Regions from separate parts of the Homo sapiens genome. Here region 2 is linked to region 1. The links are chromatin loops, found by intact Hi-C in ENCODE. Cell type or tissue: endothelial cell of umbilical vein. All regions are shown on one strand. Links, peaks and the distances in the headings refer to the core of each region. The heading gives the core; the rest is flanking DNA.

Region 1 (8,161 bases), core at 1,796-5,795:
CTGAGTCCGTGCTCCTCAAGGTCCCTGCGATTTAAAGAAGTGGATGCTGGGGTTGAAAGTCTTATCAGGTGGTTCATGATCAATATCACAAGCTAATCACAAAGAGTTTGTGGGGTGAAAAGATAAGGTCTTGTTGAGTACATTTAACATACTTATGCTTGTCTGGATCTATCAGGAAGTACATACAAGGTTAAGGGTCTCCATGAAGGTGGTGTTGAATCCAATTTCTCAGAATCATTATGGATAAATAACTAAACCAATGTGTTAGTAGAAATGCAAGGCAGGAGAAAGACAGCAAGGCCACAGAAACAGAAGAGAAAAAACCCTCGTAATTACTTAAGTGTCCACCAACAGGGTGCTAATAAGATAATCATCCAACCATACAATGTAATACCACGCAGTAATAAAAACAAAGAATGAATCAGGGTGATCTGGAATACTCTCCAAGATGGGAGATGTACAGTATGCTATCACTTGGATTAACAAAAATGAGAAGATACACACACAAATATATCCTTTATATGTGCAGAATATCTCTGAAATGAAACAAAAGAAATCAGGATTATGGTGGCCTTTGTTGGGTGGAGGGACCTGGAGGAACTAAGAAGTCAGGAATGGGATAAGTGCTAACTTCCCACCGAATACGCTCTGTGCCTGGCACACAGGAGGTGCTTAGACATATTTGTTTAATGAATGAAAGGAAAACGAAAGTTTCCCTAGTTGAATCAGTTTTAAAAAGCAGTATCTTTTGGGATATTTGTGATGAGTGTGTGTCTATGCATAAATGACTGTCTAGATGTACACACAGAGAATGGCTCATGTCTTTTATTTTCCTTGACTACTTAATGACAAGAATTGCTAACGATCAGGGAAGTAATCTAGTAAGTAATCCGACAGGCAGTGCATAACTATCCACCAAAGTTAAGCACTGAGAAGTATTAGAGCTCATTACCTCCCAAGGACAAGTGGAGTTGTACAAATTATTCCTCCAAACATTTGCTCTTTAAGATAAAATAAGGCAATTTGCAATAAAGGCCAGTTATGCTAGAATAACTCGTGTTTTTTTGTTTTGTTTTGTTTTGTTTTTTAGTAGTCTGAACAACAGGAGTCCTTACAGAAGCTGAAAATGCCATTAAGTTTTCAAAAACTCTAACATACTAAGATAGTATGTCTGCAGAGTCTTTCTTGGCAATATAGTTATACAACAGTGGTTTATTCCACTACACATTTACAAGGCCTTTCACAGATGGTGTGATCTAAAAACTCTCACCTGCACCCACTAAATTACAGATCTTACAGAACTGTGCACTAAATAATGAGAAGTAAAAATTTCCACTGACATTCATAATTTCTGGAAATCCTGCACAACTACCCGTAACACAGTTAAAGAGACTCACAGGACTCTCAGGTACTAAACATGGACTTTTATTAACTGAAGACATAAAAGTGTCGCTCAGTAAAATTAATTGTGTACAATTATTCAACAGGAATACTTAATATTAGGATCTTAAATATGGGCTGTTTTTAATATGTTAAGCATACTAAAATAACAATTTTGAAAAGTGACATTTACAGTTGGTGAGAAATTGATCTAGCTGGGATTAAAGGGAAACTAGGAAGTGTTGAGCCCTTATTATGGTCTAGAATTAATGCTAGGTCTTTTAATTAAATCTTCATCCAAACTCTGCGAATAAGTATTACTGTTCCCCTTACACAGATTAAGAAAAATGAGGTTTGAGGAAGTTAAATAATCTGCCAAAGTCCACATAACCCAGAGCTGTCCCACTCCAATTTGAAGCAATGACCTTTTTCTTCATTTTCCTTCAAAGGGCAGGGGGATTATATGTAAAGTTGTCTGAATTTATCACAAAATATAATACCATATCTAAATTTTAAATAGAAAAAATAAATTTTGAAATAGAAATGGCTTGTCATATTCTAAAATTTCTTTTTTTTTTTTTTTTGAGACACAGTCTTGCTGTCACCCAGGCTGGAATGCAGTGGTGAGATCTTGGCTCACTGCAACCTCTACCTCCCAGGTTCAAGTGATTCTCCTGCCTTAGCCTCCCGAGTAGCTGGGATCACAGGCATGTGCCACCATGCCCAGCTAATTTTTCTATTTTTAGTAGAGGCGGGGTTTCACCATGTTGGCCAGGCTGGTCTTGAACTCCTGACCTAAAGTGATCCACCCGCCTTGGCCTCCCAAAGTGTTGGGATTACAGGTATGAGCCACCCCATCTGGCCTAAAATTTCTATTACCATTAAATTATACTAACTTTCTGAAAGCCCACTTATTAGAGATAACTCACAGAAAATTAATAGTCATTTGAAAGCAAAAGCATATTTTTATATTTGAATTTGCCACTTACTATCCATAGGACTCTGAGAAATCCAGAAAGGCTGTTGGATATTTGGAGAATGTGCAACGTGTGTCCTCCTCCTCCTCCATTGCCATCAAAGGATTGGATCTGATGGATATCATTTACATGTTAAAGGCAGTGGAGGAAAGAATGAGGGCTCAATAGCACTAGGTGCCAATGTCTTACCCAGCTTTATTAAACTGTTTCACAATGCAGCTACCACAAATAGTATTAAGAGACAAGCACATGAGGCAATTCTCTAGATAGCTACAAACAGCTCACTTCCTGATGTCCATTGGCAGAACCAAAGCCTGCTCTGTTGCTTCTGAATAAAGTTGTTCAACCTCTTCTGGTCGCTGGTTTGGGCAAAGTTCCATTATTCCATCTGCTGGGGCCCACAGGCCTACTGCTAAGAGTGCAGAAGGGAGCAGGCAGAGAAAGAGAGGCGTGTCCCTGCTCTTGAAACAGGCCCCCTGGATCCAGGCTCACGAGGAAAGTTCTGCCAAGTCTTGGTCACTAAAGAGCCAAAAATTTTAGGTGTTGTTCTGGTTTTAATTTTATTAAACTGAAATACTCTATTTTCAATTTCATTCGTTGTTATCCCTGTTTTCCCTGCCACTTGGCTTTCAAATAATAAATTCCACTTGGGGTTCAAACTGTTTCCCAAGATGGTCTCTAGTTAAAATAAATATGGTAAAACCCTGGAGAGGTCTGGGATAAAAGCAATGTCTCATAACACAAGGGAGTGCAACTTAATTTTGTTGAAAAACCTATAAACACCTTTAGCCATTGCCTACCCTCTCCCCAAGCTACTGTCCAGGGTCTGCAGCAGCAGTCAGAGTCAACAGGAATTTATTGAGCACTGACTATGGAGCATGCACTGTAAAACGTGCCGGCAATAGGCACAAGTGTTCTTTTGTTTCTAAGGACTCAGGATGCCAAATGCATTTCTAGTCCACATATCTGCAGCATGGAGACCTCCTAGAGTCATCATGTCTCAGACCTAAGTTTCAGGAAATTTGAGACAATGCAAAGGAAACAAGCACATTCCTAACTGGAGATCTTGTATCCTGAATCTAGTTTAGTCCATTCTCCTTGACATACTTGTGTGTTCTGCTCAATTATTGCTCTTAGCTAACTCCCCTCTCCCTCCTTAACACCACCAGTGACATGCAGGGCAACTTCCACTCAGCACAGGCCTTTGAGATTTGTCTTGTCAAACAGTGCATCCATCACCTCACTTCGCAGGGAAGGAAATTCTCATTTTCTGAGGAGCTGAGCTTCTTTATCAATACTGTTTCTTTAATATTATCCCAATGATAAGCAGATTTTATGGGTTAGGTACTGTGCAAAATATATAACATGCATTATCTCACTTAATACCCAAAAAACCTGAATTAGGAACCACTGTTGTATCTGTTTGTTTTTGAGACAGGGTCTCACTCTGTCACTCAGGCTGGACTGCAGTGGTGTAATCACGGCTCACTGCAGCTTCAAACTCCCCAGGCTCAGCTGATCCTCCCACGTCAGCCTCCCAAGTAGCTGGGACTACAGGCGCACACCAACATGCTGGGCTAATTTTTGTATTTTTTTATATATTGTTTTGCCATATTTCCAGGCTGGTCTTGAACTCCTGGACTTAAGCAATCCACCTGCCTCAGCCTCCCAAAGTGCTGTGATTACAGGCGTGAGCCACTGTGCCCAGCCAAGTCTGTTTTACAAGGATTTCTAAGCTCATAAGTAACAGTGCTGGAACTCAAATCCTAGCCCATTTTATTCCAAAGGCTCTTTCTACCTCTGCATGCTGACTGTAAGCTACTATGTGTGGTTATGGCCAGCATCTGATCTTCAGTAGAAAGACTGTGTGTTTTGGGGTTTAGACAGATTTGGTTTCAACTCCTGGCTCTGTCATGTACCTGTGGCTTTGGCACTTCACTCTCTGTGCCTAAATGTTAGGATCTATGAAATGGGCATAATAATATCTGCCTACAAAGGTCCCTGTCAGGATTAAATGAGAAAAATACCCATGATGGTGCAAGTAGTTCCTGCTACATGTTAGATGCTCAGCAGATATACTAGTTTTCCACTTTCTCTTGCTAGAGACTATCAGGTTGTTGACATTTATTTTTGTTGGGAAAAAAAAGGCACAAATCTTGAATGATCAGCATATGGAAGTAGTTCTGAATCCTTAAAGTAGTGTTTCTATTTTGAAACGTAAATGAAGGAAAGAGAAAAGAAATGGCTATTACTTGTGCTGGCCTCAAAAGATAGCTTCCCAAAATGAAGACCTCAGAAGCAAAAATCTCTCTGCCCTTCTGTCCCTGGCCCTTCATTTTCCCCCCGAGATTAGCCATAGAATCTAGAATCCCTCTTCCCCAAGGTGAGTCATAGAAACCAGAACCACTTTTCCCCAAAGCCAACCATAAAACCTGAAATTATTACTCTAACCTTGGCCATAAAGAAATGATCTGACCTACTTGTTTGATTGTAGGTCATCGGACCCGCATTCCAGAGAGGGTCCTGCCTCATACCCAGAAGGAAGGGATGTTCCACAGAGAGGTCAATAGCAATCCAAAACAGACAAGCCTTGCTGGGTTTCCTCACTCACTCTATTAGCATTAGATGACATCCCTTTTGTTCAATTATATTTCTCCACAACTATCCATGTTTTGTTGAACCTCAGCATGAAAACGGACAGTTTCCCATCTTTGGGTCTGCATTCTGAAAGCTCTCGTGTCATGTAACACAGCTGATTCAATGTATATACCTTTTCTCCAATTAATCTGCTGATCTGTCAGCTCATTATCAGTGAACCTTCAGAGGGGTGAAGAGGAAGTTTTCCTTTGCCTCTATGCTTGTAAATAATGAAACTGTATTTTAAATCTTGTGCCTCTCTTTTGACACTCACGCTGGTAGCTCAATCTTTCCTAACATCTAATCCAATCCGTCTTGCCAGGCTCTTTGATTCCCTGTCCAGAACCCACTCCCACTTGCCCTTCTGTAAATTTTTGTATCCCAGTTGATAAAGTGCTAATTGGATTAACAATTCAATGCGAATAGGGTTAACATACATGCATTTTAAAGAGCTACTTTATGGAGACACTCCTTCCCACTTTTGTTTATACCTAGTAAGTAGTGAGGCCAACTGTTGGTCTTAAACCTAGCAGGGAAGAAAGCAACTACCCTAGTAGTTGTTCAAGAAAGTGGGGTAAGTACAGATCTCAGTGGCCCTGTGATGGGGGATGGGGCCCAGAGTGGGGTTAGGGACACTTGCCTTGCAGACTTTAGTATTTTGCCGAATAAATTATTATAAGTTTTAAGACAGCCTGAGTACAGAAAGAAAAGTTAGGCACTGAAAGAGGAACTATAGCCCCTAAAATGGACTAAATGAGATATATAAATACAGTTGTCCCTTACCATCTGTGGGGGATTGGTTCCTCCACAGGACAATGACCTCCTTTAGACACGCAAATCCATAGATGCTCAAAACCCTGATGTAAAATGGCACAGTGTTTGCACATAACCTATGCATACCTCCTCCTGTATACCCCAAATCACCTTTAGACTGCTTTTAATACCTAGTGCAATGTAAATACTATGTAAATAGTTGTTTTACTGTATTATTTAGGGAATGATGACAAGGAAAAAAATGTCTATACATATTCAATATAGATGCAGTTCGAAATTTTTTTTCAATCTCTGGTTAGTTGAATCCATGGATGCAGAACCCACAGATGCAGAACAGGATGTGGAGGGCTGGCTATATCATGCTGCAAGAGGAAACAAGCATTCTTTGTGAAAGAATTTAAAAGCCAATTACCTAGAATACTAGTGGCAATTAAAAAAAATAACACAATGTGGTTGATAAACTGAAGTAACTAATTATTCTTTCAGGGCCATATAGTTAATGTCCCAAGGGAAAAGTACATTTAAAAAGCTTTACCACTTAAAATATATTTTAATGATTCTCAATTTCAATGAATTTCTTCTTCATTCTAATTATGAAGCTTTTATTAGTTATTTCTGGAAGGAATTGTTTTTGATTTGGAATGCTTCTGATAAAAAATGGTTGAAAGCCATATGAAATTATGTTTGTTTTTAATACATTTAGAAAGATAAAGTTGTTTATTTTTTGGCAAAAATAATTTGTAGCACGCAAAAGATTTTATTCATTATTACAAAACATCCAAGCCAGTATCTTTACTCAAATCTAAGAATGACCGAGGAGCATAAGAAGTTAACTAAGAGCTAATGACCTTCCAAGGACACTAAGCCAGGCAAATGGAAACTTCTGAAATGCTTTGTTAACCCCATTCTCTCAATATTCTTTTTGTTGTTATTATCACTAAAATTGTTAATACTCAGTTGAGTCCTACAGTTGAAATTTGGACCTTGACAACTGAACTCCAACATGGTGAAAAGCAGCAGGTCATTTCATTTGACCTTCTATCACCATCACAAATACCTGTGCACGCTGTCCTTCCAGAACATTCTGACATTTGCCGAGTCAGCTGTTTCTCAATGGGGCTGGTGAACATGGAAACATCCACAAAAGAGGTTTAGTGAGCTGCACAGATATGGCATGGCAAGAAATCTTCCACCAACAAACTAAAAATGGGCCCTTTTTCTTTATATTTTCTTTTTCTTTTGAGACAGGGACTCGCTCTATCACCCAGGCTGGAGGGCAATGGTATGATCATAGCTCACCCGCAGCCTCAAACTCCTGGGTTCAAGTGATCCTCCTGCCTCAGCCTCCCAAGTAGCTGGAACAACACATGCACACCACCCTGTGTGGCTAGTTTTTAAACATTTTTTTGTAGAGTTGAAGTCTCACCATGTTTCCCAGGCTGGCCTCAAACTCCTGGGCTCAAGAGGTCCTCCTACCTCAGTTCCCTAAGTGTTGGAATTACAAGCATAAGCCATTGCACCCGGCCTACTTTTAGTTTTCAATAGCAGTTGCAACAGTTAAGTATCTTTGATGACTAACAAGATGACAGTTGGTGAAGAAAACCTTTTCCTCAGTGGGATAAACAGAAAGATAAGGTTTCAACATCAGAATGTGAAGTCAGTTGGAACAATTAAACTAGGACACATGCAAAAGGCTGGAAGTTTCTTGCCTTTGGTCAAAACACTATGATTATGAAACTAAAGTGGTAAAGATCACAATGTTTCAAAATGCAGGGAACCAAAATTACAAAGATATCGCTTTTATACTATAATTTCAAAAGTAAGTTCACTTTATCTAAAAGAGGTATTTTTGAGGAATGTGCAAACTACATTTTAAAAAATGAATTGTTTCACTGTTTTATAGTAGAGTTTTACAGATGCTTTATCTTCACTGCTGATTTATCTTTAACTCACAGTGATTTATAACATTTTTTTGCTGCACGTTTTTCTATACCTCAGCTTTTATGTCAAATAGTTCATGATTTGTAAGTACAAATGCACAAGGGTGGACAGCCACGGATCTTTAAGAAGTCAAGTATTCCCCTGTTATGCTGATAATTATTCCCTAACATTTCTGCTGGTAAGTCTTGACTGTTCCTTATTTCTTTAATGAAGACACACCTTTCCTTAACATAGAGAGACCATCTACAATACTGACACTTTGAAGAAAATAATAAAAAAGAACATGAAGTCCCAGGCACTGGTGGGTACTGAGGTGACTGGTTTGTGCTGGTCACCTTTGAGGAGCTGACCAGGTTAGTTGTCTATGAGTTAGCTGGCATCTACAGATCCTGTCGTGTGACTGATGCCATCAGATTCTGACCTGAGCCAGTACCAAGAGTGAAGGCGGCAGA
Region 2 (7,460 bases), core at 2,361-6,360, 150 kb after region 1:
TCTATGTTACAATTTAAAATCTGGGGATGCTCACAAAATTGTCACATAGAAAAGCATGCAAAAAAAAAAAAAACTTTTCTTGTGTTTCCTTGTTATAATCACTGATCTCAATTTTCTTTCCAAATACAAACCTAATCATGTCATATCCCTCTCCAAAATCTTTTAGTGGCTTCTGAAGACATCATGTATTTCTACACTTCTACCTTTCTGTTCATGCTTTTCCCCTTTTCTCCTATCCATCTTGCAAAAATCTTGCCCATCTTCTAAAGTCCTGTTCGAGAGTTATCTTACCAGAGAACAGTCATCTCATCTCACCAGCCCTCTTAAGAAATAACTGCTTCTCCATTCACTCTACAACCCATTGCACTCATTACAACACGATTACAACACTCATCTTGCTGTATGAAAGGCCCATGGATGTCTGTCTTTCCTGTCAGACAAGGACTTCCTTAAAGGAATTCTGTATTTCAGTCATTGGCAGATGGTAGATACTCAAAAAATGTTTTAAAAAAACAACTACCATTTATATTTGACATTATTAAAAGCTGTAGAACTCATCGCTGATAATGTGAATGTATTTACAAACTATAAAATACTAAGTACCATATCTTTCAAGTTATATGCACCCAGGCACAGTAAAAGCTCAAAAAATGCTTGGGGACCTAATTCAGTCACATAAATGCAGCTATCCTTAAAAGCCCACATTCTGGGGAGGCCCACCCTATTTCCTGAGAGTTCAATCAGATAATTGGACAGGACACAGAGAGGTTAATTCTGATGAGAAGAGAGGGAGGTCAAGTGTGCCAACTGATTTTAAAAATTATATATTGTATCATAAAGATTGTAATAAAGAAATAAAAGTTTGTTACCTATAACTTTAAAATATTTAAAAATTCATTTTCTGCATATTACCTTTCTAATGCAGTTGAAATTACACTAAACATATCATTCTGTATTTGGTTACAAAATTTTGCCATAAGTTACACTTATAATTGCACTTTAGTGATCATGTTATTCCATCACCCTAACATATTGTAGTTCATTAAAACATTCACCAAAATCCAATAATTTAGTTCAATAGTTATTGAATAATTACTTGTATACCAGACCCTGATGCAGGGCCTGACCAGTCCCAACCTCAAGAACTCCCCAGCCAAGTGGTAGGGACTGATTCATACACCCATGGCTGCAATACAGTGCCGAATGCAAATCAGAGTGCTCATTGGCAGGGCTGAGTAAGAAGGGATGCCCCCAGGATCTGAATGCTGCTCTCAAGAGATGGAAAGTCAACAGAAAGAAGAGGGGAAGGACTCATAAAGATGAGACGTAAGAATTTAAAATGGCACAGCATGTTCAGGGAAAGGCAGTGGCTGGGAGTAGCACAAGAAACACATAAGACTGAATGGGTCCATTTCCTTAAAGCCTCTCCAGAATTGTCAGTTATTTTAATTTTCAGTATTTTCGAAAGAATAGAAGAGATAACTCAAGGTTAACTTAAAAGGCATTTCTTTGATTACCAGTGACGGTAAACATAATCCCACCTTTTTATTAATCATTAACTGCTAAAATACTTTGTTTACTTATGTATTAAAACTTCTTCATTAAGTTCGAGAGAACTTCCTCTTCAGATATTATAGATATTCACCCTTAGTCACATTTGATACAAGCATTTCCTCCAGTGTGTTGTGTGATTTTTTTCATTGTAAATAAACCTTACATTTTATATGTTCAAAACTATTAGATCTTTTCCTTGGTGAGTTTTCCCTCTAATACTGAGTCATCAATCCTTCACAAATCTGAATATTGTTCTATTTTCTACTACTTTTCAAAAATACGATTAAAAAATATTTAGCTCTTGATACTAGCTAGACCTGATTTAAAAAACATGATGTGCATAAACATTCACATACAGGCCATTATCCTCCCTCTTCCAATCCTACTCCCACTCCCTTTGCTAAGATGGCTAGGGAATGCCCTTTCATCCAAACTCTTAATTCATTTTAATTCAGGTTCCCTTATATAACAATACGGAGAAGAGAGCAGCTAGAGCATGTGTCCTTTGCAGTGTCTTTAGAGATGGCCCTGAAATGGCTATGACCCCTACAAAAGAATTACAAAGTAGTATATTAAGGTACATAACATGGACAGAAAACATTTATGGGATGTATCAGCAATAAACATAGATGCTAATTTAAAGTACTAGTAGATACCTTCTAAGTCCCCAAACAAGTAATGCAGGTTTTCTTTAAGGGCCTGGAATGTATAGCCTTTTGACTAACTTCCTATTACAGAAGGCAGTTTTCAAATTAGCAAAGGGGGCTCAGTCCAGTGGTATACAGGTGAACACGTCTGACTCCCATGGGGAGTCTGGAAATGTGGGGAGGCATTTTTTAGATGTCACAATGAGAGAGCACACTATTGCAAGTCTTGAGATGTGTAGGGCAATCTTGTACAACAAAAACCTGTCCCATCCCAAATGCCGATAGCCACCTCACTTCAGCTAAGGGCCTTCCAGCCCAAGATGATGTGCTTCCTATATTTAATGAAGGAAACACTCCTGACTTCCAATTGTTCTATCTACCCTGCCACCCAGTACATGTTTTACCGTGGGAGGACCAGCCCTAAGTAAGATTGTGAGGTAGAACAGGTAGTATTGGATGTCTTGCTTACTCTTCCCGTTGGGTCCCTTGTTTTAAAACCCTGTTCTGGCCTGAATCCCTTCAAGTAACATCCCAGGAAGTTCTGGCTTGGAGGAACCCAGGAACTTGGCTACTGTCTTCTCATTCTGACCCACCAAAACCTGTTCCCTGCAAGTTCTTAGAAAACATCTGAAAAACAAAGCATACTCTGATACTAACCTCATGAAGGTACAAGTGCATTCTTCTCAGGGCTATTTGTGTTTAAGCACTAAACTAAAGATGCCACTCCTTATCATATGCCCTACTACCATCCTTATACAAGCTACTACCATTTTTCACTGTGATTACCACAGTAGCCTCTTAACTGGTCTTCCTGCTTTCAGTCTTCCAAGTCATAGTCTATGCTCAAGAAAGAGCTGATCTACGTGAGATCATGTCATTTCTTGGCCCAAAACTCTCTGGTGGCTCCCTAGTTTACTCCAAATAAAAGCCTCCAATGGCTTTTATTGGTACCTCCAATGCAAGATCATAAATAATCTAAAATCTGAAAATCTGGGGGGAGAGCATATATGGAAGAAAAAACAAGAGTCCATTTTGGTCACATTAAATTTGCAATGCCTAGGAGACATTCAAGTGGAGATGTCAGAAAGGTGTTATCCCCAGATCCTCAGAAGAGAACTTCAGGCTACATAAGTACTTCTCAATGGGGGGTGATTTTATGCACCCAGGAGACATCTGGCAATATCTGGAGACATTTTGATTGTCACAATAAGGGTAGAGGGAACTCTATTGGCAGTTAGAGCATAGAGGCCAGAGATGCTGCTAAGCATCCTACAATCCACAAGACATCCCCTGACACTGAAAAAATTTTCCAGCCCAAAATGTCAATAGTGCTGAAGATGACAAACTCTGGGCTAGAGATAATAAGACTTACACAAAAAGATTATATTTAACCAAAAGTACAAGATGAAAAACAAGAGAACTAAACCTTTCCTCTTTTAGATGTCAGGTAACACAGAAGACAGAAAATGGTCAACTAGAATGGGAGAAGGAAAACCAGGGAAGGGTTTGTCTCAAAGGCCAAGAGACAAGTGTTTCCAAAAGGAAGCAATGGTCAATTGTGGTCAACTGCATGGAAAACTGCTAAGACATCAAATAACACTGATAGGGGGTTAAAAGGTTTGAGAAGAATGAAGGCAGTATGCTGTGAGGAGTGAGGGAGTGAGATAATAGACACGTCGGAAGACTGCTGGACAATTTTAAGGCTGCTGAGCGTATCATTAAAGTGAAAAAACTGGCAGGTAGTTGAGCTCATCCAGTTCTGAGATTGGAGAGACCAAAGAGGTACAAAGGAATTGAAAGAATTTGCCGGAAAATAATTTGAATCAAAGCATCTAGGCTGGATAAGGAAGGAACTGGTAACAGAAAGGAAGTGATAAGTAGAAATGTGGGGGAGGGGGCTGGAAGTCATGATGAGTCATAAATACTTTTCCCACATCAATAAATAAACTTCCTATATGCTTTTAACTGTTTCATAATAACATAGCCTATTTCTTGATATTATTAAGCAAATGTGATTATTACTTTAATAAGTTACCAGAGATAACAAGTGTTGGTGATGGTGTGAAAAAGAGAAACCTCATACACTGTTGGTGGGAATGCAGATCAGTGCGGCCACTGTGAAAAACCATACAGAGGTTCCTAAGGAAATTAAAAATACAACTACCATATGACTCAGCAATTCCTCCAGTGGGTAGATATCCAAAGGAAATGAAATCACCATCTCATAAAGATACTTGCACTCCCATGTTCACTGTAGCATGAGCCAAGATTTAGAAACAATAATAGCCAAGATATTGAAACAACCAAAGTGTCTGTCAACAGATGAATGAACTGTGAGTTATGTGTGTGTACATATGTGTGTGTGTATATATATATGTACATGCACGTACGTAAATGGAATATTATTCAGCTTTAAAAAGGAGATCCTGCCATTTGCTACCACATGGATGAATGTGGAAGACATTATGCAGAGTGAAATAGGCAAGACACAGAAAATGCATGATTTCACTTATATGTGGAATCTTAAAAAAAGAAAAGAAAAAGAAAGTTGAATACTTAGAGAACAAAATGATGGTAAACAGGGGTGGACGGGGGAGAAAATGTGAAGATGTAGGTCAAAGGATACAAAGCTGCAGATACGCAGGATAAAGGGGTCTCGATGTCTAATGTATGACATGAGGACTATGGTTAATACTGTACTGTATTTGAGATTTTTGCTAAAAGAGATTTTCCTGCCACTAAAAAGAGTAACTATGTGAGATGACTGATGTTAATTTGCTTGACTGTAGTATCCACTTCACTGTGTGTATACATCAAAACATCATATACGTTAAATATATACAATAAAAAAATAGGTATTTACTATTTGAACAATGCTCATCATCCTATTTACTTTTCCTAAGTAGGATCAAATGGTATTTGTGGGAAAGATCATGTTATTGTGAAAGATATGCATATATGATAAATAACAGATCTGGGTTAAAATATCAGCTCTTTCATTTATTATGTTGTGACCTTGGACAACTTACTTAATCTCTCTGAGCCTAAATCTCTTCAGCTTATTAACAGATTGTGGTACACAGAATATTGCCTCCCTCAAAGGATGTCCATCCCTTATTCCCTGGAATCTCTGTCTACCCTATATTACATGGTATGATATTGTGAAATATATATCTGGTCTACATCCTCATTTCCTGGCACACAACTGCTAAAATCCTTAGAATCTCCAAAGTGATGTCTTTTGTATGCTAATGAGTGACTGATGGCTGGCAGTCCCTGGGTAGCTTCAGGATGGAGGCTGGACACTAGAAAGACCAAAGCTTGATTAGAGGGTTGGGACGTTCAGTGACACCCTCCAAGCTCTAGGAAGGGGAAAGGGTCTGAAAGTTAAGTTGATCACCAACAGCCAATGATTCAATCAATCATGCCTACCCAATGAAGCTTAAATAGAAACCCAAAAGGGCAGGGTTTGGAGAGCTTTCAAATAGCTGAACACATGGAGGTTCGCAAATGGTGGTACACCCAGGGAGGGCAAGGGAGTTCCTTGCCCCTTCCACATGCCTGGCCCTGTGCACCTCTCTATCTGCATCCTTTGTAATACCCTTTATAATAAACCAGTAGATGTGTTTTCCTAAGTTCTGTGAGCCCTCTAGTAAATTAAATGAACCCAAAGAGGTGGTTGTGGGAACCCCAATTTATAGCAGGTTGGTCAGAAGCACAGGTAGAGCCTCCTGAGACTTGCTGTGAGACTGAGGCCTGAAGATATGGGATCTGACACTCTCTCCAGGTGGTGTCAGCATTGAATTGAAGGCAACCCGAGTGGTGTCTGCTGCAAAATGTCTTGGTGTGGTTGGCGGGGGGCGGGGGGGGGAACTCCCACACGTGTGATTACAAAAGTCTTCTGTGTTGATTGCTGTTGGCTAATAGAAAAAAAAAAACCATTTTGAGTGTGTTTTTTCCACTCATTTGGTAAGGCGGAATGAAGGTTGCACACAGAATTAAGGCTGGTAATCAGTGGGCCTTAAAATAAGGAGAGTATCTGCATTATCCAGATGGGCCCAAAGTAATCACAAGGGTTCTTAAAGGGGAAAGCAGGGACAAAAGAATTAAAACCAGAAAAATGGCACTGTGAGAAAGATTTGCCCAGCCACTGCTGTCTCTGAAGATGCAAAGAGACTAAAAGTGAAGGAATGCAGGCAGCCTCCAGAAGCTGGAAAAGACAAGAAAATTGACCTCCCCTAAGCCTTCAGGGAGAAGGGAAGCCCTGCTAACAGGATGTCAGGTCCATTTTGGGCTCCTGACTTCCAGAATGTAAGATAAGAAATTTGTGTTGTTTTAAGTCACAAAGGTTTTTTTGGTGTTTTTTTTTTTTTTTTTTTTTTGGAGACAGAGTCTCACACTGTTGCCCTGGCTGAAGTGCAGTGGCGTGATCTCAGCTCACTGCAACCTCCACCTTCCAGGTTCAAGCGATTCTCCTGTCTCAGCCTCCTGAGTAGCTGGGATTACAGGTGCACGCCACCATGCCCTGCTAATTTTTGTATTTTTAGTTGAGACAGGGTTTCATCATGTTGGTCAGGCTGGTCTCCATCTCCTGACCTCGTGATCTGCCCGCCTTGGCCTCCCAAAGTGCTGGGATTACAGGCGTTAGCCACCGCGCCCGGCCAGATCTTTTGTTTTTTGTTTGTTTGTTTCATTTTATTTTACAGCAGCAATACAAAACTAATACACAGGTAAAATGAACTGTCTTCATAAGCTTTGTGTAGATTAACCAAGATAACATATATAAAGTACCTAACAGAGAGTGCCTAGTATATAGGAAGCATTTAAATAGCTATTAAGAGTGTTAGTTCTATTAATAGTAGAACACACTTAATAGCACTGAAACCAAATAGTCAGCAGAAAGAACACTGACTCAGTTCTAGAATTTACTCAATGCCATGACATAAGACATCTTACTTTGTCTCTGTAGGACTCAGCTCTCTCATAAAGCAAAATGAGGGGGGACTAGATGACTTCTGAAGTTTCTGCCAGCTCTAAAACTTTACGATTCTAAAATCTAATTTCTTAATGACACATTCACTTATTGCTAATTAACTGATTCAGAAAATCCTATTAAATATAAACAGTAGACAAAGCAGTTTTCATTTTATGTTTCAACATTTTCAATATTTTATATTGCTGAGTTACAGCCTTATAAAGTTGAGTCATGGCATAAAAATCACAAGCCTGCAAGCAAGGAAAAATATCTAAGTCATCCTG

What was found. Peaks named below come from ENCODE experiments on the same cell type or tissue, not always from the same donor. Only the 100,000 strongest peaks of a DNase experiment are listed, where the experiment ranks them.
Region 2: a loop joins it to region 1, with 6 times the contacts of the local background. A loop is called at or near these places in 1 of 110 quality-filtered maps.

What each region holds. Positions count from the first base shown.
Region 1 is chr10:30,855,311-30,863,471 of GRCh38, forward strand. All of the region lies in intron 5 of ZNF438 (zinc finger protein 438), which reads right to left. Among named protein-coding and RNA genes, the nearest start is that of LINC02644, 140 kb to the left of the region's middle. In endothelial cell of umbilical vein, for the core only: no CTCF peak of the experiment used is centred there; DNase peaks (open chromatin) are centred at 2,721 and 3,391; H3K27ac peaks cover 3,239 bases.
Region 2 is chr10:31,000,716-31,008,175 of GRCh38, forward strand. The region is part of intron 1 of ZNF438 (zinc finger protein 438); the gene reads right to left. Among named protein-coding and RNA genes, the nearest start is that of ZNF438, 27 kb to the right of the region's middle. In endothelial cell of umbilical vein, for the core only: no CTCF peak of the experiment used is centred there; a DNase peak (open chromatin) is centred at 4,306; H3K27ac peaks cover 4,000 bases.